5 separate regions of the Homo sapiens genome follow, and all the other regions are linked to region 1. A link is a loop called in an ENCODE intact Hi-C map of the cell type or tissue named here. Cell type or tissue: natural killer cell. All regions are shown on one strand. Region 1 holds the start of TRL-CAG2-1 (tRNA-Leu (anticodon CAG) 2-1). Region 2 holds the start of LOC101927556 (a long non-coding RNA gene). Region 3 overlaps CCDC102A (coiled-coil domain containing 102A). Region 4 overlaps CCDC102A (coiled-coil domain containing 102A). Region 5 overlaps CCL17 (C-C motif chemokine ligand 17).

Region 1 (4,000 bases):
CCTTCCCATCACCTTACCCCTGCCACACTGGCCTTGCTGTCCCTCCAACAGACTATATTTCTCTCTGCCTCAGAGCCTTTGCACTGGCTATGTCTTTTATCTGAAATGCTGCCACCTGCAGCTTTGATCTTGCTTGTGTTTCTCCTTTTGAACTCAGTGTCAGCTCCTCACAGAGGCCCTCCCTAACCACCCTGCCTAGGAGAGCCCCAATCACTCTTGATCACTGTTAAAAGGGTATTTTTTTTTTTTTGAGATGGAGTCTCACTCTGTTACCCAGGCTGGAGTGCAATGGTGTGATCTCAGCTCACTGCAACCTCTGCCTCTCGGGTTCAAGCAATTCTCCTTCCTCAGCCTCCTTAGTAGCTGGGATTACAGGCAAGTGCCATGACGCCTGGCTAATTTTTGTATTTTTAGTAGAGACGGGGTTTCACCATGTTGTCGAGGCTGGTCTTGAACTTCTGACCTTGTGATCTGCCCACCTCAGCCTCCCAAAGTGCTGGGATTACAGGCATGAGTCACCTCGCCTGGCCAAAAGGATAATTTTTAAGATAAAATCATAATTCTCATATAAATATAAAATGAACACGTCAAAGATTTTATTTTAGTCATTAATTAATGGGAGGACCTGTTCAATGTTATAGCCAATTCAAAAGAGAATTCAAAGACACACATATATTGGCAATCAGGAATGCTGAAATGAATTTATAAGCAGATTGCAAAATTGGTCAATATCCACAGGGCAATGATCAATTGCATTCTACCCTAACAAAATTCACCTGTATTTCTGTGGACAAGAATTATTTGGACATAAAAGTAATGAAAGGTGCAAGCCCTTATAGAATCAGATCCAGCTATCTTTTTTGCCTGTTTTAAAGTCTTTCATGAGTTTCTTGATGCATCCTCTACCCAGCATTTAACAACACCTGGATGTATTTGTCCACCTGTTTCTTATCCTTCTCCCTTCGCTCCATGCCTGAATGTATCTTGAGAGTGGAAATTCTGTTTTGTTCACAGCATCTAGAAGAGTGGCACATAGCAAGTGCTTAATAAATGTTTGTTGACTTTCTTTCCAGCTTCCAGGGCAATTTGTATTTTAGAAGAGGACACAAAAGAGTTTAGTGCTAAACCTAAAGGAAAGAATTCTGGCAGTCAATGAGGAGAGGACATTTGGGACAGGGAAAGAGGAGGATTTCATTGTCTTTCAGATAACCAGGACCTCTGCCCACCCCCATGGGGCTGCATCCCAAGCTCCAAGCATCTCAAGGGAATCTAATCCAAGGGTGGTAAGTGCTGCTGTTCTCTGGCCGAGGCCGCTCTGTGATACCATCTCAGACAAGTCCGAGGGCACTAAGAGGTTAATGTGACCCCACTGCTCACACCTTCTAGGCCTGACCCCTGGACTCCAAAGTTGGCTCAGAGATGTTCGAGGGTCTTGGACCCTCTCTTCTAGTGCCTGTGTACAGAGAGGGGCAGCAGCTGCCATTGTAGGAATATGAGTCATTAATGAGGGAATTCATTAATTAATGTGTAATTGTTACACACCAGGTCAGCGGCCCAGCCCCCTGAGATCCTAGAAATCCTTCTGGAGAAGGGCACCCTCTCGGTACCGAGGTCTTCTGGTCCCTGGAAACAGCCTGTGCGCGGCGTGCGTAAGCCTAGAGGGGGTGGAAGGGAAGAGAGGAAGATGCCGCGGGGGCCAGGAAAAGAGAGATGAGTCACGAAATGAGGGGATGCAGGAAGGAGGAAGCGAGGGAAGAATGAATCCATGGGATCTTCCCTGCGTACCTACTGTGTGCCGGGTACGGTTTGGGCACTGGGGACATAGGAATAGGGCGGGTCTGGCTGTGCAGCTGCAGGCCTCGTTCTATCCCGGAGCCTGAGTAAATGAATTATAACACATATACAAATGTGAAGCTGCAGCTGGGGCGAGTATTCGGAAGGAGAGCGCGGTAAGAGTGCCAGGCGGCCTTGCAATACCTGGGCTTTACCTAGATTGGGCGCCAGCCCACGGAAATGTCTGCGAATCAGTGCAGGTATACGGACTTGATTGCATTGTGCACAAGGGAAATGCAAGGTTGCTTGCAGATTTCAGGAATCAAAGCTGACATGATAGTACATGTATGAATGCAGAATGAATACAGGCTGGAGGCACGAATGCATGTGTATTGAAGTAACAGTCTTCGGTCTCGGCCTTCTCTAGTAGGCCTTGCGCACCCTCTGGCGTCGCCTAGGTGCATCGCGCTGACCTTCCTTGTCCCATCTCTCCACGCCCATTGGAGCAAGTGAGTGTATCTCGCTCCACCCAACGCCGGGCGGACAACTAGGAGTGGGTCTTCGCTGCCCACTACGCATGCGCATATTGCAGAACTTGTGAAGAGGCTTTATGCGCCACACACTGCAAGCAGTCAGGATGGCCGAGCGGTCTAAGGCGCTGCGTTCAGGTCGCAGTCTCCCCTGGAGGCGTGGGTTCGAATCCCACTTCTGACAGAGCTCAATTACTTTTCCTCATCAACACCGCAGATCAGTGAGGTTATGATGTCTTGTGTGTATGTGTTCTGTGTATATGTTCTTATAATCTTTTTTTATTCTTTTACAGATCAATGAGGTTATGATGTCTTGTGCGTATATGTTCGCATAATCTTAATTGTTTTACAAAACGAGTATTTTCTTATTAACGAGCATTTTCTTTTTTAAAAAAGAATCTCGCTCTGTCGCCTAAGCTGGAGTGTGGTGGCGACATCCTCCCGCCTCAACCTCCTCCGAAGTTGGGAGTTCAGAATCACACGACCACGTCCTGTCAGACTTTTTCTTCCCCACAGACATTCATTTAGACTTTGGATTGTGTGTAAAACGTACGGTCCTCTGTGTTTGAGGGCCTCTCTTGGTGTGCGGTCGTCGAAGATTTCTCTTCTGAAATACCGGAAAAGAGCGCTTGTCAGAAGTGGGATTCGAACCCACGCCTCCAGGGGAGACTGCGACCTGAACGCAGCGCCTTAGACCGCTCGGCCATCCTGACTTCCTAGGAGAGACTATTTTGGGGTCTGATGTAGTTCCTCTCATGCTTCAACGACGCTCGGGACTCAGAACCCAGAGGCGGTGTCCCGGGCAGTTCCGAGTCCGGCCTGCAGCTTAGGTTATCCACAACCAAACCCATCCGGTGCAGCGAGACTCACTGCTGTGGTCAAACTGGCGCTTTCAACTGAATACACAGATAATTTAAATGGAAAATCAGTTTCCCTTACCATCAACAGAAATAAACACAATGAAAACGAAATAACGTTGCTAAATTCTAGCTGCCTGCCCAGGCTCTGAGCCTCAAGTGGTGGTATTATGAACTATTACTAATACCGGTCGGATGTTTCGGGCTGTGAATGGGGCACTGGCGGAGTAGGGGGCGGGGTTTGGAGAATTATTGTTGGAAGGAGGACGCTCTATAAGGTTTTTGTCATCCGCTCCTCAGGACGGGAGGCCTTGGGTTGGGAGATCCCACTCTGCAAATGATTACCTAGGGCCTCATTCAGAAAGAGTTGGCTTTTAGACCTTTCTAATAAGCTGATCAAGGGAAAAAGTTGGAGATTGTTAAGCTTGGGGAAGAGAATTATTATCTGTCTACAAAAGCCTGATATACAAGGGGTTGGGATTGTGTCTGCCTGTCCTTTTTGCTCCAAGAACTGGGGCCCGAGGTGGGGGTGCAGTGGGTGAATAGTTACAGAGGATGGGTTTGGGAGAAGAAAGAGTTTGCTGGAAAGGAAACAGGGTGACTGTATTGGTAGTGATATCCCTGTCGCTGGAGGCATTCAAGACGAGGATCGATGGTCACTTGGTGGAAATGCTGCCAAGGAGATTCAAGAGTTTCTATTGCTGCTGTAACACATAACTACAAATTTGGTGGCTTAAAACCATCCCATTTATTTATCTTACAGTTCTGGAGGTCATAAGTCTAAAATGGGTCACAGGGTTACATTCCGTCTGGAGGCCAGAAGGGAGAATCCATTGCCTT
Region 2 (4,000 bases), 830 kb before region 1:
CCGCGTCCGAGTCCGGCCATCAGTGGCTGCAGATCCGGAGGCCAGGAGCTCAACCACCCTTCTTCGGAACAGGGCCGGCCTGCTGCTGTGCCCTCGACGCTCGGTGCCTGTATCTACTCCGGGGCCTAGGTCGGCTCCGGGGGCGGCTTAGGAGAAGGCCGCCGGCGAGATGTTCAAAAACACGTTCCAGAGCGGCTTCCTCTCCATCCTCTACAGCATCGGCAGCAAGCCTCTGCAAATCTGGGACAAAAAGGTCGGGCTAGGGGCGGCGACGGGGCGGGGTGGAGGGGCTGCACCCCCTCCTCGTCCGGGGGCTGGGGACGGGGAATGGTTGTGTCGAATTGGGGCCTGGGAGAGGCCGAGAGGACGCTGCTGTGCCTTGTCCCCAGCCTGGCGGGACTGGGGCGCGAGGTGGGGGCGTCGTGTAAGCAGCGGAGGAGGTGGGGGGGGGGCGGTGCATGTGGGTGGGCGTGGCTGAGATCTAAGTGTCCTGCAGCTGTGGTGTGGTTAGGACCGCGACCCTCGCTGCTGTCTTGACTTGGTCGGTCAGTCCATTCTTTTGAGCCACTGTTTCCCCACCAATATAATGGGGTTGATGGTGCCCATCTCGTAGCATGAAATGCACGAACTTATTTGAAGGAGCTTTGGGGATGTAAAGATGAAAGGACCTGCTATTCACGAATTCCAAATATTTACTGATATCCGTTTTTGTGCCAGGCACGGTGCTGGGCACTAGACACAGAGCCTTTGTTCAGGCACCCTTACAGAGGAGCAGACAGAAAGACTCCGGCCAAGCCAGTGATGTTTAAATTGCATTCATTTGCTCCCTTCCTCCCACTGATCCCAAATAAGTCAGAATTCAGTGGCCCTTGGCACCTGCTCCACACTCACTGTGACTTGCCTGTACTATGCCCTCGGTGCCTGATTTCTCCATCAGGAAAACTGCAGAATGCTGACAGTCAAAGTCTTGTTTGGATTAATAAACTCAGAGCCAAGTACAGGCCTCATCTTTATTCAGGCATCCACTAGATGATATGTGTTTGGCCCCACGAGATGATGAATCTGTTTTTTGCAGATGTGAAGAAAGATCTAGCTGTCTATGAATTGGTCTGCATTTTATTACTTTGGTATTTCGTTCTTCATGCAAATTCCCAGGCAATCAGCTGTACTATTTCTTGAATATAAGTTACGGGAGGCACTCCAATGTGAAATTTAAGTCATATTCTTAGTACTGCTCTCTGGGAGAATGGCGAGTGTGGGTATGCCGAATGCTGCTTTTTAGAGAGATGCATGTGGAATAATCTCAGTAGGATTTATTGGTAATGAAGCCAAGAATTTTGAATTTTATCTTGGAACACGTCTCTGTATTCCCTTATCCACACATGAGAGCTCTTTATGAGGGCCACATAAAGTTGGGAGAGAACATGAGCAGCTTTCTGCCTGTCACCACTAGGGAACTCTGCGTTCTGAGGGCAGCTTTTAGGATGGTGTGTCCATAGTGTTACTTTCATAAGATAGTTGAAAAATCTGAATATAATGAAGTTGGGCCTTTGTGTATGTAAAATCTGCCCATCTCTTCTCTTTCAGATGATTCTATCCACAAGCTAGAGCTAGTGCCAGAGTACAGGAAAGCAGTTCCTTAACGTTGCTGCGTTACTGAGGTTTTTAGTTTCATGTATTTTTTCACAATGGAATAAAGCATTGTAAACTGTAAATTGCATCTGTACAAAGAGAGCCCAGGGTGCCTGGGAACTCCGTAAGGAGGTTGGCTTCCCAGCTGTCACTTGACTCAGTTATGGGCTGTCAGAAGGCATGAAGAGAGGGGGGCCCTCTGTGCCAGTGGAATTTGGAAACTGAATTGTAACAAAGTGTCAGTATAAGGCAATTGAAATCGAGAATGGGACTTGACCTAGGAGGAGAGGTTTTCAGAGCAGATAGAGAACTTACTAAAGCTGAAAGAATTCCAGTAGTAGGGAGGCCTCAGAATTTCTGTTACGAAACTTGTATCAGTTTTCCATTTTAACCCTTCTGGGCTTGATCTTGTGTGCTGTGTTTTATTTTTCAAATGAGGCTTTTTGAATAGTCAACATGTTTACCCAAGAATATAAAAGCATAGTAACCATGGTGCACTGTGTCCCTTAACAACGCCACTAGAGGTCGGATGGTACCCTAATGACATAAACACGTGTGAAAACATTGTTAAATCGATTGGCATGGTTACTTGGAGTAAATTAAACAGACATTTTGGCAAAACCTTTAGAACACTCATTTCAAGCAAAATCTTCACAACGGTAAAAGCTAATTTTGTGTTTCTAACTCTTCTTATTTAGACTCAATTGAAAAATATTTAGAATTGAGGATTTTTCCCCTCTTGGGGCAAGGGAAGGAAAGAGAAGAAAAAGGAAAGTTTGGGGCCGTATCCCTCAGCTTTGTCGTGTGTGCTTTTTCTCAGCTATGTCTGCATAAAGTGCTGGAAATTCAATCCAGTAGGGGGAACACTGGGAATTGATGTACTTATCAAAGATTTATTGAGCGACAGCTTAGTGACAGGCTTTGTGTAGACTTGGGAAGATAGAGAAAATATTTTTCCTGCTGCCAGGGACTAAGGCAAAGTTGTAATAAGGACAGAGTTTGTGGGGAGGTGAGGACTGTCTACATTTAGCTAGACATGACCTTGACTTTTGCCAGTAGGTATATATTGACTGTGGTACCTATTTATAGTTATTTTTATTTCAGAAAACTTTGTTGTTTTCTTTCATGAGTATATATAGAGAGAATTTCTGTTCGGTTTCTATGAAGAATCTTGAGAAATTTGGTTTGACTTTTGTTTAGGCTCTGTCTGCATAGAAGTGAACGCTGTATTCACAGTACCAGTGAATTTGCAAGCTTCCCTTTTGTGAAGATGGCTTGTTCGTTAGTGTTTGTCACACCGGCAATTTATTTGACTCTCTGAAGCTCACAGCCCCTCCCCTCCATCTCATCCTTCCAATCTCAACTTAAACATTCTTTTCATTGAGAACTTGAGTTAAGCCTCATGGGTGTGCCTGTGGCTGGCAGTTTTCTATTGTAGATCGTCCACTGGACTGCAGGTTCCTTAAGCAGAAGAACAGTACCTTACCGAAAAACCTCAATGCTAGGGCGTGGTCAGACACCTTGGATTTGCATCCTGGCTGTGCTGTGTTCCAGTTGTGTGATCTTAGCTATGTCCTTAACCATTCAGTTTTCTCGTCTATTTCTCACGGTTATGAAGATTCAATGAAGCTGTATATAAAGTCCTTAGCAACAGAGTTACAGTATATGTAGTCATGCACCACATGATGGCGTTTCAGTCAACGACAGACCTTACACATGACAGTGGTGCCATAAGATTATCATGGAGCTGAAAAATTCCTGTCGCTTAGTGACATAATAGTTGTTCGTTAAGTCAAATGCATTACTCGTGTTTGTGAGTAGGTGTAAACCAACCTACTGCACTGCCAGTCATGTAAAAGTATAGCATATACAATGATGTTCAGTGCCTAACACTTGATGATAAATGACTATGTTACTGGCTTATGTATTTACTATACTCTTTATCATTATTTTATTGTATTTTATTTTTCTGAGACAAGGTCTTGCTGTTGCCCAGGCTGGAATGCAGTAGTGCAATCAGGGCTCACTGCAGTCTCCATCTCCTGGGCTCAAGCAATCCTCCCACCTCAACCTCCCAAGTAGCTGGGACTACAGGCCCTCACCACCACACCTCACTAATTTTTGTATTTTTGTAGAGACGGGGTTTCTCCATGTTGCCCAGGCTGGTCTTGAATTCCTATGCTCAAGCAGTCCTCCTGCCTCAGCCTCCCAAAGTGCTAGAATTACAAGCATGAGTTCCCGTGCCTGGCCTTATCATAATTTTAGAATGTACTCCTACTTAACAACAAGAACAAAAAGTTAACTGTAAAATAACCTTAGGCAGGTCCTTCAGGAGATATTTCAGAAGAAGGCAGTGTTGTCATAGGAG
Region 3 (4,000 bases), 220 kb before region 1:
CCTGACCACCTCCCCACAATATGAGCTGGGCACTTGCACTTGGGTAGGGAGTGCAGTTCCAGGGAGTGAGCTGTGATCTGCACTCCAGCCTGAGCAACAGAGCCAGATCCTCTCTCTAAAAACAAAGAAAAGTGCAGTCTTCCTTCAGTTTATACAGTGATTCCATTCCTAGAAAATTCAGTGTATGTTAGTATAAAAATTACTTTCTGTTTCAATGTAAATCAGAATGAGGCTGTAGGCTCAGATCATCTCTACCCCGAGCAATGTCCAGTGGGCTGTGCATGCATTCAGTAGGATGCAGGATGCATCCTGATGGGCAGGACGCCCAGGGCATTGCAGGGAGTCAGGCACCCTGGCCCCCGTCCACTAAATGACCCCTAATCATTGTGATAGCCAAAAATGTTGCCATGGGTTTTCAACATGCCTCCTACAGGGTGACGTTGTCCCCTCTGGGAACCCCATGTTGGAGGCATGGAGTGTTCCACTTTCAGAGAGAGAGGCCAGTGTGGTGTGGGGTCATGAAGGGCAGCGTGCTGGAAGGTGATGCTGAGCTCAGCCATTGGTGAGCACCTACTCTGCCAGGGCCAGGCATCATGCTTGTTACCTACAGTGCCTTATTCAAGATCAAGGCAGGGTGGGGGTTATGGGAGGATGTAGGGATCCCACACAGTGTCGATGGCAAGAGAGAACCCTCTCTTCGGGTCACTGGACAGTGTTTTCCAGTGTTTCTATCTGCAGAACCATGTGTTCAGACCAAGCCTTGCAGGGAACATAGTCTACAAAACAGACAGGAGCAGGGTGGTCTTTGACAGCTCTTCGAGAAGAACAAGGTGGGCCAAGGAGTGGAGTGGCCAGTGCTGGGGCCGCCACCTCCTGGAGCCATTTTCAGATGAGCCTGAGGTGCAGCAGGAGAGAGGTACTTGCCCGGGGATGCTCAGTGCTCTGGAACCCCGACCACCTCCCCACAATGTGAGCTGGGCACTTGCACTTGGATAGGGAATGCAGTTCCAGGAGAACTGCAAAGCCAGGGTGCTTCTAGCCACATAGGGTGCCTGGGCCTGAATACCAAGGCAAGGATTTTGGACTTGGGCTCAACAAGTGCAGAGGGCACACAGCAGGGCCACCCTTGGTGAGGACTCCAAGCAGAGGGCCTTGGTGGGCTCACCCCCATGTCTGTCCCTTCCCCAGGGATAAACTGGCGTTGAGCAGGAACATTGAGAAGCTAGAGGGGGAGCTCAGCCAGTGGAAGATCAAGTATGAGGAGCTGAGCAAGACCAAGCAGGAGATGCTCAAGCAGGTGAGTCTTGGAGACCAGAGGGTCTTCCTGGAGGCGGCAGGATCGCGCTGTTGAATTTCAGTAGTGGAGATGGAAGAGAGAATTCATTCATTAATTCATCCAACAGTTGTTCTTTTTTTTTTTTTTTTGAGACAGAGTCTTGCTCTGTCACCTAGGCTGGAGTGCAGTGGTGTGATCTTGGCTCACTGCAACCTCCACCTCCCGGGTTCAAGCGATTCTCCTGCCTCAGCTTCCCGAATAGCTGGGATTACAGGCACCCGCCACCACGCCCGGCTAATTTTTGTATTTTTAGTAGAGACAGGGTTTCACCATGTTGGCCAGACTGGTCTCGAACTCCTGGACCCAAGTGATCCTTCTGCCTCGGCCTCCAAAGTGCTGGGATTACAGGTGTAAGCCACAGTGCCTGGCTTTATTTTATTTTAATTTTATTTATTTTTATTTATTTTATTTTATTTTATTTATTTTATTTTATTTATGTTATGTTATGTTATGTTATGTTATGTTATGTTATGTTATGTTATGTTATGTTATTTTTTCTGAGTTGTTCTGAGTGCTGGGCAGGCAAGGTCCCTGCCTTCAGGAGCTCACTTTGTGGGGGCTGTGGGCATGGGAGACCGACAGTCACCAGGCAGATTCATAATTTATGAAGGAGTCAAAACAGAATGAGAGAGATGGGGTGGTAGGTCAGGGAAGGCCTAAGAAGGTGGCATTTGAGGCAAGACCTAAAGGGGCTAGAGGAAGCTGTCCTTGAAAAGATACAGGGGAGAGTGTTCCTGGCAGAAGGCACAGCGGTGCAAAGGTCCTGAGGCAGGAACAAGCCCAGCGTGTGCGGGAAACAGGGAGGGCCAGGTGGCTGGAGAGCAGGAAGTGAGAGGCGAGGCCGCAGGAGGGGGCCTTGTAGACCAGGATGAAGACGAGGAGGCTGGATGTGGCATTCATTGGGTTCCTATCTGTACTAGGTGTCACTGAAGCCTCATGGCAGCCCAGGGAGCTGGGTCCTCATGTCCCCATCTTACAGATAGGGAAACTGAGGCTCCAGAGAAGGGAATCCACCACTGCAGTGTGGGGGCTCAGAGCAGGCTGAGCTGCCACTACGGCCTCCTGTGCAGGCCTCAATGGCCACCAGAGGGCGCAGCCACCCAGGGAACGCCACACTGGATCGGTGGGTTTCTAGCAGCTGGGAGGATCACAGAACTTTAGAGCCTGAAACTGTCCTGGAGGGGACCAAGACTGGTCTTACATGAGAATCTCTGAGGAAATCTCCTAAAATACAGATTCCCAGACCTCGCCTCCACCCTCCTGAATCAGCACCTTTCAGGGCTGGGTCCAGGACCCTGTTCTTTTAGTCTTTTCAAATTATGAAGTATAATCATTCGAAGAAAAGCGAATGAAACACAAATGTACAATTTAGTAGAAAATTATAAAGGTTCTCTTTTGTATCTGGTGTCTCTCCCTCAACATTATGTGTTGAAAACTCATCCGTGTGTTACAGGGAGCAGCAGTTTGTTGGGGTTTGCTGTATACCGCAAGAAATGTTATTGTCTTAAATGCACGCCAAGCAATGCCGATGCACCTGTGTGCAGAGCAGTGTTGGAATTAGTCACTGTACACTGAGGGCGGCCCTGTGCCCAGGCCATACAACGACACAAAGGTGGACAGACGCACAAGCTCCCCGTCCTCCCAGGCTAGCTTTCCAGTGGGGAGTGGGATGAGGAGGCCCCTCCTCCAGGCCAGGTGGGCAGAAGAGGCATTCCTAAGGAGGGGGCCTTTAGGTCAAGGCCTGAGAATAAGAAAAATCAGTCCTAAGAAGTGTCTCAGAAAGATCCACGCATGTGCAAAGGCCCTGTGGTGGGCAGGAACTTGGTGTGTCTGAGGAACAGAAAGGAGTCCCTGGTGCCTGGAGTACAGTGAACTAAGGGGGAGCGGCGGGTAGGTGTCCAATCGTGCAGGGCTTTGTGAGAGCGTAGAGAGGAGTTGGACTTTACCCTAAGGCACCTGGGAGCCATCAGAGGCTTTGTGGGAGGAGGGTGGTATGATTGCATTCATCTTTGTTAAAAGCTCCCTCTGGGCTGCTGTTGTAGAAAACGGGTTGACAGAGAAGGGCCAGGAGTAGACACTGGGAGGCTAGACAGTAATGAGGAGGAGAGACATTGGGAGGAGCAGAAGTGGTCAGATTCGAGGTCTGTTTGGAATACCTGGTGCCTGCCCCATTTGGGCGCTGCCTTGGCTCCACGCTGAGCACTCCTGCACTGGCGCCCACCCCCGGAGGTGGTTCCAGGCTATATCCTGGTGGTTCTCATGACCAGGTGGGGCCTTATCCCTGCAGCTCAGCATCCTGAAGGAGGCGCACCAGGACGAGCTGGGCCGCATGTCTGAGGACCTGGAAGATGAGCTCGGTGCACGCTCCAGCATGGACCGGAAAATGGCCGAGCTGAGGGGCGAGGTGAGGCCATGGATGGGACCCAGGAGGACCTGGGTTTAGGGGTCCTGGGGCCCTGCTCCATCAGCAGGTCACTGGGAACAGGGCAGGGGCCAGGACTGTGCTCTGAGCGGGGCCAGCCACATCCAATGGTGTCCTGATCTGCAAGAGGCAGGCCTCTCTCCCACACAGAGGCCAGAAGCGCCCTCACATCCTGTACACCATGAAATGAGCCCAGCTTAATTACAGCCAATGCAGCTGGATCTGCTTCCTGGAGCCAAAAA
Region 4 (4,000 bases), 230 kb before region 1:
GTCACAGAGGCACAGGCTGCTAGGGATCTCCTGGGGTGTCAGTGGTGTACATGGAACCAGAGCCTGGATCTGTATGGCTGTGTCTGGGTGCGTGACACAGATGTTATCAGGGTCGGGGTGTACATGTTGTGTTTATGGAACTGTGGGTAGTAAGAAAGCATCGCCAAATACTCAAATATCCCAGACTATTAAAATGCAAATTCCAAGCTCCACACCTAGCAAACATGACTCTCTCGGGTATAGGGCCAAGTGTCTGGGTGAATCTGAAGGACACCCTGATGAAGAAGCACTGGTCTCTCTCACACATCCCCCCTTCTACACATGGGGAAACTGAGGCCCAGAAAGGGACAGTGGCTTACATGAGGTTGGTGTCAGAGCTGGGCCTAGACCTCATGCATGGTAAAGGCAGACAGACAATAAACAAACAGCAAATGGCCTAGAGAAATGCAGCGGGGTCGCTGAGCAGCACGGAGGAACCTTGACAAAAGGTCATGAGTTTTAAAAAATACTGCTCCACGTGGTGGTGTAGACCTCCAATGCCTGGCTCCATAGTTGAAGGTAAGAGTGGGCAAAGCAGTGGAGGGAACAGGGTTGGCGTTTGCCAGGAGAAGCCAGAACAGGAGGGGCCTAGGGCACAGAGGGTGCTGGCAAGGGAGAAATTAGGAGCACAGAAGGTGAGCTGGGAAAGAGAGGGACATGGGGGTGGGCAGTGCAGTGGTGGGATCAGTGGCTTGCGGCTCCTGCTGGGATTGGAGAGTATTTGGAGTTGAGTCCTAGAGGGAGTAACCTTAGAATTGAGGCTAGGGAGGAATCAGTATTGGTAATGACACAGGGAGGGGCCATCAGAGTGGTCAGGTTCTTACAAGAACTCACTCTGGCTGTTGCTGTTGAGAATGGATTTGAAGGAGGTGAAAGTGCATGATGGGCAGGGAGGTGGGTGTGGGTACTGTTACCCAGGTGAGTGAAGGTGGTGTGGACCCTGACAGGTTAGTGACTGTGGACAAAGAAGGTGGATGGAAGGCGGATGCACAGCAGATAGACTGACAAGGTTTGGCGGTGGGTGGGGGAGGAAAGAAGGCAGATTTCAGGGTGCCTTCAAAGCTGGAAGGAGTGAGGAAGTGCCTTCTCTGGAAGGAGTGAGGAAGTGCCTTCTCTCGGAGGAGCACCCAGGAGGAGCTGGTCACGGGGGGAATGGAGGCAGCAAGTTCTATTTTAACCAAGATGAGCCTGAATCATCTATCAGGCATCCGGTTGGAGGTATGGGAAGCTCTGAGGGCAACCTGGGCTGGAGAGGGACTTGGAGTTGGGGACATAGCGAGATGGCTCGGGCAGGGATATCGTGAGAGGAGAAGGGGGCCCAGGGCCCGATGACAGCCGCATTCGAGGGATAAGCCCAGGGGGTTCACCTGGGAGGCTGACGAGCAGCTGGAGAGGAGGGGAAACCTGGAGAGGAAGACGTGGAAGCAAGTGAGGCAGGGAAGCAGGTGCCACGGTGGGTCCAGAGGGCACACCGTCACAGGGGACTGGAAACCAGCCTGGCACAGGTGGCCGGGTGACAGAGCGCCAAGCAGGTAGACGGAGTGGAGACGGCGAGTGTGGACCACTTTGGAAGGACCTTAAAAGGGAGGTGCCAGGGGAGGGGAGAAGAAGGTGTCAGGAGACACTTCAGCAGGGGTAAGACCCCTGGAAAGGACGTCACTGGCTAGGGTGGGACTGGCAGGAGGGAGGCCTTCGGCTCAAGGAAGGAGAACCCCTCTGTCCTCTCAGGGGCAGAGAGGAGGGGGCCGTGGGGCTTGACAGCTTCCTTTTTCACTGCAAATCATGACGATAGATCATCTGCCGAGAATGAGGTGGGTTAGAGATTGGAAGAAGGTGGAGAGGGGACATAGAGGGCTGCCAGGCAGCCTTGGGGACAGCCAGTGCCGAGTCCCACCGACAGTACACTGATCACTCAGAAAGGGTGGGTCTTAGGGGCAGGTGTGAAGATCTGTGGACCAGGGCTCTCTGCCTAATGGGGAAGGAAAAGTGTGATGTCCCAAGGGGCTGTTGGTGGGTGGCAGTCAACAGAGGCCGCAGTGGAGGGAGACTGGGGACAGAGAGGGACATGCCTCTCATTTATTTTAAGGAGGAGGGGGGCATGGCCCATAAATGGCAGAGCCCAGTGCTGGGCGATGGGGAGGCTGAAGTGAGACACAGAGAACAAGAGAGCTGTTTGCGGTGAGTCACGGTGTCAGGGAGGGGTGGTTCCGGCAGAGAAGGGGAGAGAACATCCTGCTGCACTCTCAGAAGCCCTTTCCATCTGAGGACTGGTTTGTTTCCATCATCATCCCCAGCGCGTGCGTTCATTCAGCAAATCCTTACTAGAGTTTGAATTTGTACTCATAGATACCATAAATGGAGGTAATCATTTTCTTCACCTCCACTCTTTAAGGAATAAATGAGATCGTTCACCTAAAGCCCTGGGCACAGTGCCTGGCTTGTGGCCTGCCCTCCACAAATATCATTGTCATCATGTGTTGGGACTAAAACAGTGGTCAGGACCCAGTCCTGGACCACAGCAAACTCACAGCCTTGGTTAAAGGTACACAGCAGACACATAAATGACAGGGTAAGTTAGTGCAGTGATGGAGACACATAAGGGGCTGATGGACCTGGCCTGAAGTGCTCCAGGAGGGCTTCCAGGAGGAAGTGATACCTCAGAAGAGTCTTAAATATGAGAAGAGTTAGCCCAGTGCAGGAAAAGGCAGGGAGGGGACTCCTGGCACCAGCCCAGTGCCCCCGCCTGGGTCCTGTGCGGAAGTTGCATAGTAGTATAGTATAAGCCATCAGTGTGTGAGCCGGGACCGGGAGAATAAAGAACAGATCAAGGTTTCAGATTAGCGCCGCTGGGTGAAGGGATTGGAGCAGGGAGTCGAGGCCACTGAGGAGGCCTTTGCGGGCCCTTGCTCCACCAATCCTGCCTCATTGGGACTCTCCTGGAACAGAACTCTCTCCTCCTACCTTGGCCGTTCTGTTCCCTCCGCCAGGGCCTTGGCGCGGCTGATCTTCGAGACTGACGGTGGTCGCAGTCCAATAACGGTTGTGTTCTCCCGTAGGTCCGAGGAGGCGTCCTCCGCCCGGTGGCCCAGAGGGAAGCGGGGCACGGCGTCATCATGCACAGTTGTATCGCGCCCGCCGCGCGTCCCCGGAGCCGCCCCTGAGCCCGACCGCGAGTTCGAGCTCAGGGCCCGCCCGGCCGCACCATGAGCCACGGGCCCAGCCCCCGGCTGGCCGAGTCCCCGCAGCTGTCCAAGGGCAGCCTCCTGACCATCCTGGGCAGCCCGTCGCCGGAGCGCATGGGGCCTGCCGACTCCTTGCCGCCCACGCCGCCCAGCGGCACGCCCTCGCCCGGGCCGCCGCCCGCACTGCCCCTGCCCCCCGCGCCCGCGCTGCTGGCCGACGGCGACTGGGAGAGCCGCGAGGAGCTGCGGCTGCGGGAGCTGGAGGAGGCGCGGGCGCGGGCGGCGCAGATGGAGAAGACCATGCGCCGGTGGTCGGACTGCACTGCCAATTGGCGCGAGAAATGGAGCAAGGTGCGCGCTGAGCGCAACCGCGCGCGCGAGGAGGTGCGCCAGCTGCGCCAGCGCCTGGACGCGCTCACCAAGGAGCTGGCGGGCGCACGGCGCGAGCGCCAAGAGGCGCAGGGCGAGTGCGAGGCACGGGGCCGCGAGCTGGCGCGGCTGAGGGGCGCCCGGGGGGTCGCCGACCAGACGCGCGACGGCCCCGAGCCGGAAGCGGAGCGCGAGCCAGTGCGTGACGTCGGGTCCGAGAGGCCGCCAGGCAGCCAGGTGCGCGGCGCGGGCGGGGCGTTCGCGCTCCAGTCTCGAAGTGGGCGGGGCCGATTGTCCTGAGCTGCTGGGCTCAGAAACAAGCTAGTAAAGGCCTGGCCTCCTGGAGGTTTCACTTCTCCAGGTCGGGTTCTACCCTTGCGGGGCCTCACATCATTTTCCTTCCAGAGACC
Region 5 (4,000 bases), 120 kb before region 1:
GCTAGTTGGAATAATTCCAGGGGGCCTTGGGCTTAGGGGCCGTCCCTAGTTGTCTCTACCTGGCTCTGGGTGATTTAGGGCAGGGGAAATACTGGCTTGGTGTGAGAGTTAAATAGAGATGGTTGGGGGGCCTGTGATTGGGATTGGTTGGAGGGTTTGTAACTATTATTACTTTCAAACACTTGCAAAAACCAGCTTGCAGGGGAGGTATAAATGCTTTTGGCCCTGTGATTTGGCCCTGTGATAAATGGATGCCAAATAGACCAAATACAGTCTCTAAGAAAACACAGTGAAACACCCCAGCCCACAGCTCTTGGCACTGCCCAGGTTGCGTCTGGAGTTAGTGGCCCTGCTAGTCCCAGCAGGGTTTCTTCCTTCTTCCTCTTCATCCAGCAAACCCCAGACAGTGTAATTGGCGGTTTCTTTGCTTCTGTTCCCACAAGAGGAGAGCCGGCCAGCTACAGACACCCCTGCCCCAAGGCCTAGTGCAGCTACAACCAGATGTGGCTGATCCCAGCCCCTGGGGACAGCGATGGGGCCGGAGTCTGGCTGGTGGGGTCAGGGCCCCTGGCGCATCAGCCTCAGAACTTCCTCCTAAGAGCAGAGTGCCCTCTGGTGGGCCACTGGAAAACAACCCAATTCTAATTTCCACGTTTGGAGATGCAATATGCTTCAAGCCGGGTTATTAGGGCTCCCCAGGAAATTTCTCTTTCCCCACTAGTGCCCCTTGTGGAATTCACCTGAGCAGCACTGATGAAAATGTATAAATCAAATATACACTGTGCACAAAGCTTTTTTCCCTCCTCATAAATGAGTCTGGTACTGTTTCCTGACCCAAATACCTGCTCAGTGAGTTTATTGGGTAAATCACCCAAGCAGCTCCAATTACAAGGGGTAGAGTGTGGTCAGGATTAGACTAAGGTGAGCGTTGGGTGCAGGTGGAGGACACACAGCTGAGGTTGAGTAGGCTGGCTGTGGCAGAGGCAGCACTGAGTTGAGCGTTGAAGAGAAACTGGATTTCAGAATAGTGGCTCACGCCTGTAATCCCAGCACTTTGGGAGGCCGAGGTGGGCGGATCACTTGAGCTCGGGAGTTCGAGACCAGCCTGGCCAACATGGTAAAACCCCATCTCTTCTAAAAATACAAAAATCAGCCAGGTGTGGTGGTGCACACCTATAATCCCAGCTACTCAGGAAGCTGAGGCATGAGAATCGCTTGAACCCGGGAGACAGAGGTTGCAGTGAGCCAGATCGCACCACTGCACTCCAGCCTGGGTCACAGAGCCAGACTCCATCTGAAAAAAAAAAAAAAAAAAAAAAAAAAAAAAAGCAGGGGTGGGGTGGGGGAGGAGGGGAGGCACCTACCAGGTGAAAGAAACAACATAAGTCTGGCGCTTCTCCTCACTTTTCACCCCGAACCTGCCCATTCCTCTTTTTCCCTCCCAGCAGTCTTTCCAATCACAGCAGTCTCCAGGTCACACCTCCTTAAAATGCCCTAAGGTCACATGGCAGTTGTCCTATCTCTTGCATCTCACCATCCCCCAGCTTGCACCGGATGCTGCTCGTGAATACTTGGATTCTGAATCCTGCGTTTTGTTGCCAGTCCTGGATCCACCTCTTCCCTGCCTTTATGCAATGCCCCACCCTATCTCACTTTCAGGGACCCTCTGGCAACTCCCCACCTCCTCACAGGCCTCCACGGCAGCTCTACTTACCTAAGCTTACAATATGGGCTTCTGAGTAGGATTTCAGTAGGGAAAAAACAAAAAAGGTCTTGCTTTTTTAAACGAAGTTTGCTGGAGGCCAGGCGCGGTGGCTCATGCCTGTAATCTCAGCACTTTGGGAGGCCAAGGCGAGTGGATCACATAAGGCCAAGAGTTCAAGACCAGCCTGACCGACATGGTGAAACCCCGTCTCTACTAAAAATACAAAAAAATTAGCCGGGTGTGGTGGCGGGCGCCTGTAATCCCAGCTACTTAGGAGGCTGAAGCAGGAGAATCGCTTGAACCTGGGAGGCGGAGGTTGCAGTGAGCTGAGATGGAGCCATTGCACTCTGAGAGTCCTTCCAGCTCTCGCCTGCAGGGTGCAGGGGTCCAGACCCCGGCTGTCTCTGGCCTTTGCTGTCTTAGGAGCTTCTCCTTGCCTCCCTCCCTTTTTAGATCATCCTTCCTCCTCCCGGTGGATTCAGAGGACAATTTTCCATGAAGAACTCAGACTGGGCCATCCCCAGGACTCTGGGTCTTAGGCAGTTGTTCAAGTGATCCTCCTCGGCATCAGGACAGGAGATGAGCCCACTTGCGGCTGAAGAGACCCTAGAGTCACAGGCAAGCCAGTTCACTGGTTTTATCAACCTCGTTATCGCTGTGCCCGTACTGGAAAGTAAACTTGGGTTCTATCATCTGCCCTGCAATGAGCTGACTGGCCACAAGGGAGCAGCAGGAGGCAACAGCCGGGCCTGGAAATTGCCCTTCTAACCGCAGCCCCACCAAACAATGCCCGCCACAAGGTCCTCGGAAGAGAAGGACCCGCGCCCCTGCCGCCAAACTGTGTTCAGAGAGAAGCCACGGCCCCATCGCTGGTTGGGAGAGTGAGAGAGAACTAGAAGGCTTAGGCCCCGACTCCTCTGTGCTCAGCCCTTAGCTGGGCATGGGCAGAGGGGTCTGGGGGTGGGGTGTCCTGAGCCTCTAGTCCCCATCTTTTTTAGCACAGGGGTGTGGGGTCCCCGGAGTGGCTCACGGAGCTCTCAACCTAATGGAGGAGCTGGGACTGCCACACACGCGCACGCACACACACACACACACACACACACACACACACACAATGAGAGAACCACGCGGAGCAGGGGTCGGCTTCAGGGCAGTCCCTAAGAGCTGGGGGAGCGAGTCGGTGGGCGGTTGTGCTGGGCCGGCTTCCGGCAGGCTGGGCGCAGCCAGGGCCGGGTGGGGATCACACTTCAGTCAGGAGGAACCACAGGGCCGCGTGGCGCCCGCCTGCCTGAGCCTGGAGTGGGCTAGGAAGTCAGCCGCAGGCAGAGGGCCCAGGACCCACAGAGCCCCCTCGCCCTGGAGCTGGGGTCTGGAGTTTGAGCGGGGAGAGGGAGCCAGGGCCAGGAGGAGCCGGGCCAGCTGGACTGCAGTGAGTGCAGGGGAAGGCAAGGACAGGGCTACAAGCTTCCCCCACCCTTGGCCAGGGGGCTCCCCAGCACTGGGCAGAGCTGTGGCCTGCGGCAGGGTCCTGGCCAGTCTGTGAAATTGACTCCAGCACCTCGGGGAAGTTTGTCCTCAGCTCCACGTGGGGCAAGAACAGGAGCTGGGCTGGGGGGAAACCGGGAGACCTTGGGGTGGGTAGGGAGAGAATCCAGCGGCCGCCTCCCAGGACCCCGCCAACCCCGCCCCTGCCCGGGCCTCTCACCAGGGCCTCCCCTCACTGGTGCGTGGTCTGCGGAAGCCACGTGCCCTTCTCAGCCTCAGTTTCCCTTTCCGACCTGCACAGGGCAGGACCAGAGGTTCTCTGAGAACCCTCCCAGAGTGACAGGCCGGAGTGGAAGCGCATCTTGCGCTGTGGGGACAGACACGCTGACACAGACTGAGGATAAAGACTTTAATCTGGGCCCTTTGTGCCCATGGCTCCAGTTCAGACAAGGGGATGGGATCTCCCTCACTGTGGCTCTTCTTCGTCCCTGGAAGGCCTCCCCTGGACCCAGGCGCTCAGGGTGGGGGCGGTGAACACCAACGGTGGAGGTCCCAGGTAGTCCCGGGAGACAGTCAGGAGTCTGGGGTGAGGAGGCTTCAAGACCTCTCAAGGCTTTGCAGGTATTTAACTGCATTCTTCACTCTCTTGTTGTTGGGGTCCGAACAGATGGCCCTGCCCTGCACAGTTACAAAACTACACAGAAGGAGGACGTTACCAGGAGTGGCAGGGGGGGAAGGGCCCCCAGAGTCCCTGGGACGGCCCGCCCTGTGCTGACCAGGATTCCAAGGCTCCAAGAGGGGCAGGAAGTT

The links. Hi-C counts contacts between places; a loop is a spot of excess contacts. Peaks named below come from ENCODE experiments on the same cell type or tissue, not always from the same donor. Only the 100,000 strongest peaks of a DNase experiment are listed, where the experiment ranks them.
Region 2: a loop joins it to region 1, with 5 times the contacts of the local background. A loop is called at or near these places in 2 of 110 quality-filtered maps.
Region 3: it touches region 1 in a loop (8-fold over the local background); 83 of 110 quality-filtered maps call a loop at or near these places.
Region 4: it touches region 1 in a loop (5-fold over the local background); 37 of 110 quality-filtered maps call a loop at or near these places.
Region 5: it touches region 1 in a loop (20-fold over the local background); 109 of 110 quality-filtered maps call a loop at or near these places.

Annotation. Positions count from the first base shown.
Region 1 is chr16:57,298,967-57,302,966 of GRCh38, reverse strand. It overlaps TRL-CAG2-1 (tRNA-Leu (anticodon CAG) 2-1), which reads right to left and starts at 3,016; the gene lies at 2,934-3,016. TRL-CAG2-2 (tRNA-Leu (anticodon CAG) 2-2) reads left to right here and starts at 2,405; the gene lies at 2,405-2,487. RefSeq lists silencers at 2,373-2,542, 2,833-3,042 and enhancers at 2,693-2,752, 3,163-3,292. In natural killer cell, CTCF peaks have their summits at 2,009, 2,209 and 3,223; DNase peaks (open chromatin) are centred at 2,296 and 2,996; H3K4me3 peaks cover 1,382 bases; H3K27ac peaks cover 1,618 bases.
Region 2 is chr16:58,125,285-58,129,284 of GRCh38, reverse strand. CFAP20 (cilia and flagella associated protein 20) reads left to right here. Exons shown (of 6, transcript NM_013242.3): 1 at 1-253. The coding sequence starts at 170. LOC101927556 (a long non-coding RNA gene) reads right to left here and starts at 401. Exons shown (of 4, transcript NR_188516.1): 1 at 1-401. RefSeq lists enhancers at 10-179, 1-640 and silencers at 240-379, 2,174-2,243. In natural killer cell, CTCF peaks have their summits at 2,195 (motif pointing right) and 2,461 (motif pointing right); DNase peaks (open chromatin) are centred at 1,024, 1,464, 2,154 and 3,174; H3K4me3 peaks cover 992 bases; H3K27ac peaks cover 2,899 bases.
Region 3 is chr16:57,518,365-57,522,364 of GRCh38, reverse strand. CCDC102A (coiled-coil domain containing 102A) reads left to right here. Exons shown (of 9, transcript NM_033212.4): 4 at 1,189-1,297; 5 at 3,624-3,740. Among named protein-coding and RNA genes, the nearest start is that of CCDC102A, 16 kb to the left of the region's middle. RefSeq lists an enhancer at 2,266-2,435. In natural killer cell, CTCF peaks have their summits at 2,218 and 2,419 (motif pointing right); a DNase peak (open chromatin) is centred at 2,434.
Region 4 is chr16:57,528,420-57,532,419 of GRCh38, reverse strand. It overlaps CCDC102A (coiled-coil domain containing 102A), which reads left to right. Exons shown (of 9, transcript NM_033212.4): 2 at 3,096-3,827. The coding sequence starts at 3,243. It also overlaps a transcript of ADGRG5 not described here. Among named protein-coding and RNA genes, the nearest start is that of CCDC102A, 6.2 kb to the left of the region's middle. RefSeq lists enhancers at 2,237-2,286, 2,487-2,646, 2,977-3,477. In natural killer cell, no CTCF peak of the experiment used is centred here; a DNase peak (open chromatin) is centred at 2,229; H3K27ac peaks cover 3,019 bases.
Region 5 is chr16:57,415,649-57,419,648 of GRCh38, reverse strand. CCL17 (C-C motif chemokine ligand 17) reads right to left here. Exons shown (of 4, transcript NM_002987.3): 4 at 3,586-3,884. The coding sequence ends at 3,788. Among named protein-coding and RNA genes, the nearest start is that of CCL17, 13 kb to the right of the region's middle. RefSeq lists enhancers at 1,470-1,984, 2,501-3,016, 3,017-3,532. In natural killer cell, CTCF peaks have their summits at 440, 641 (motif pointing left), 2,204 and 2,415 (motif pointing right); DNase peaks (open chromatin) are centred at 618, 2,428 and 2,898; H3K4me3 peaks cover 657 bases; H3K27ac peaks cover 1,714 bases.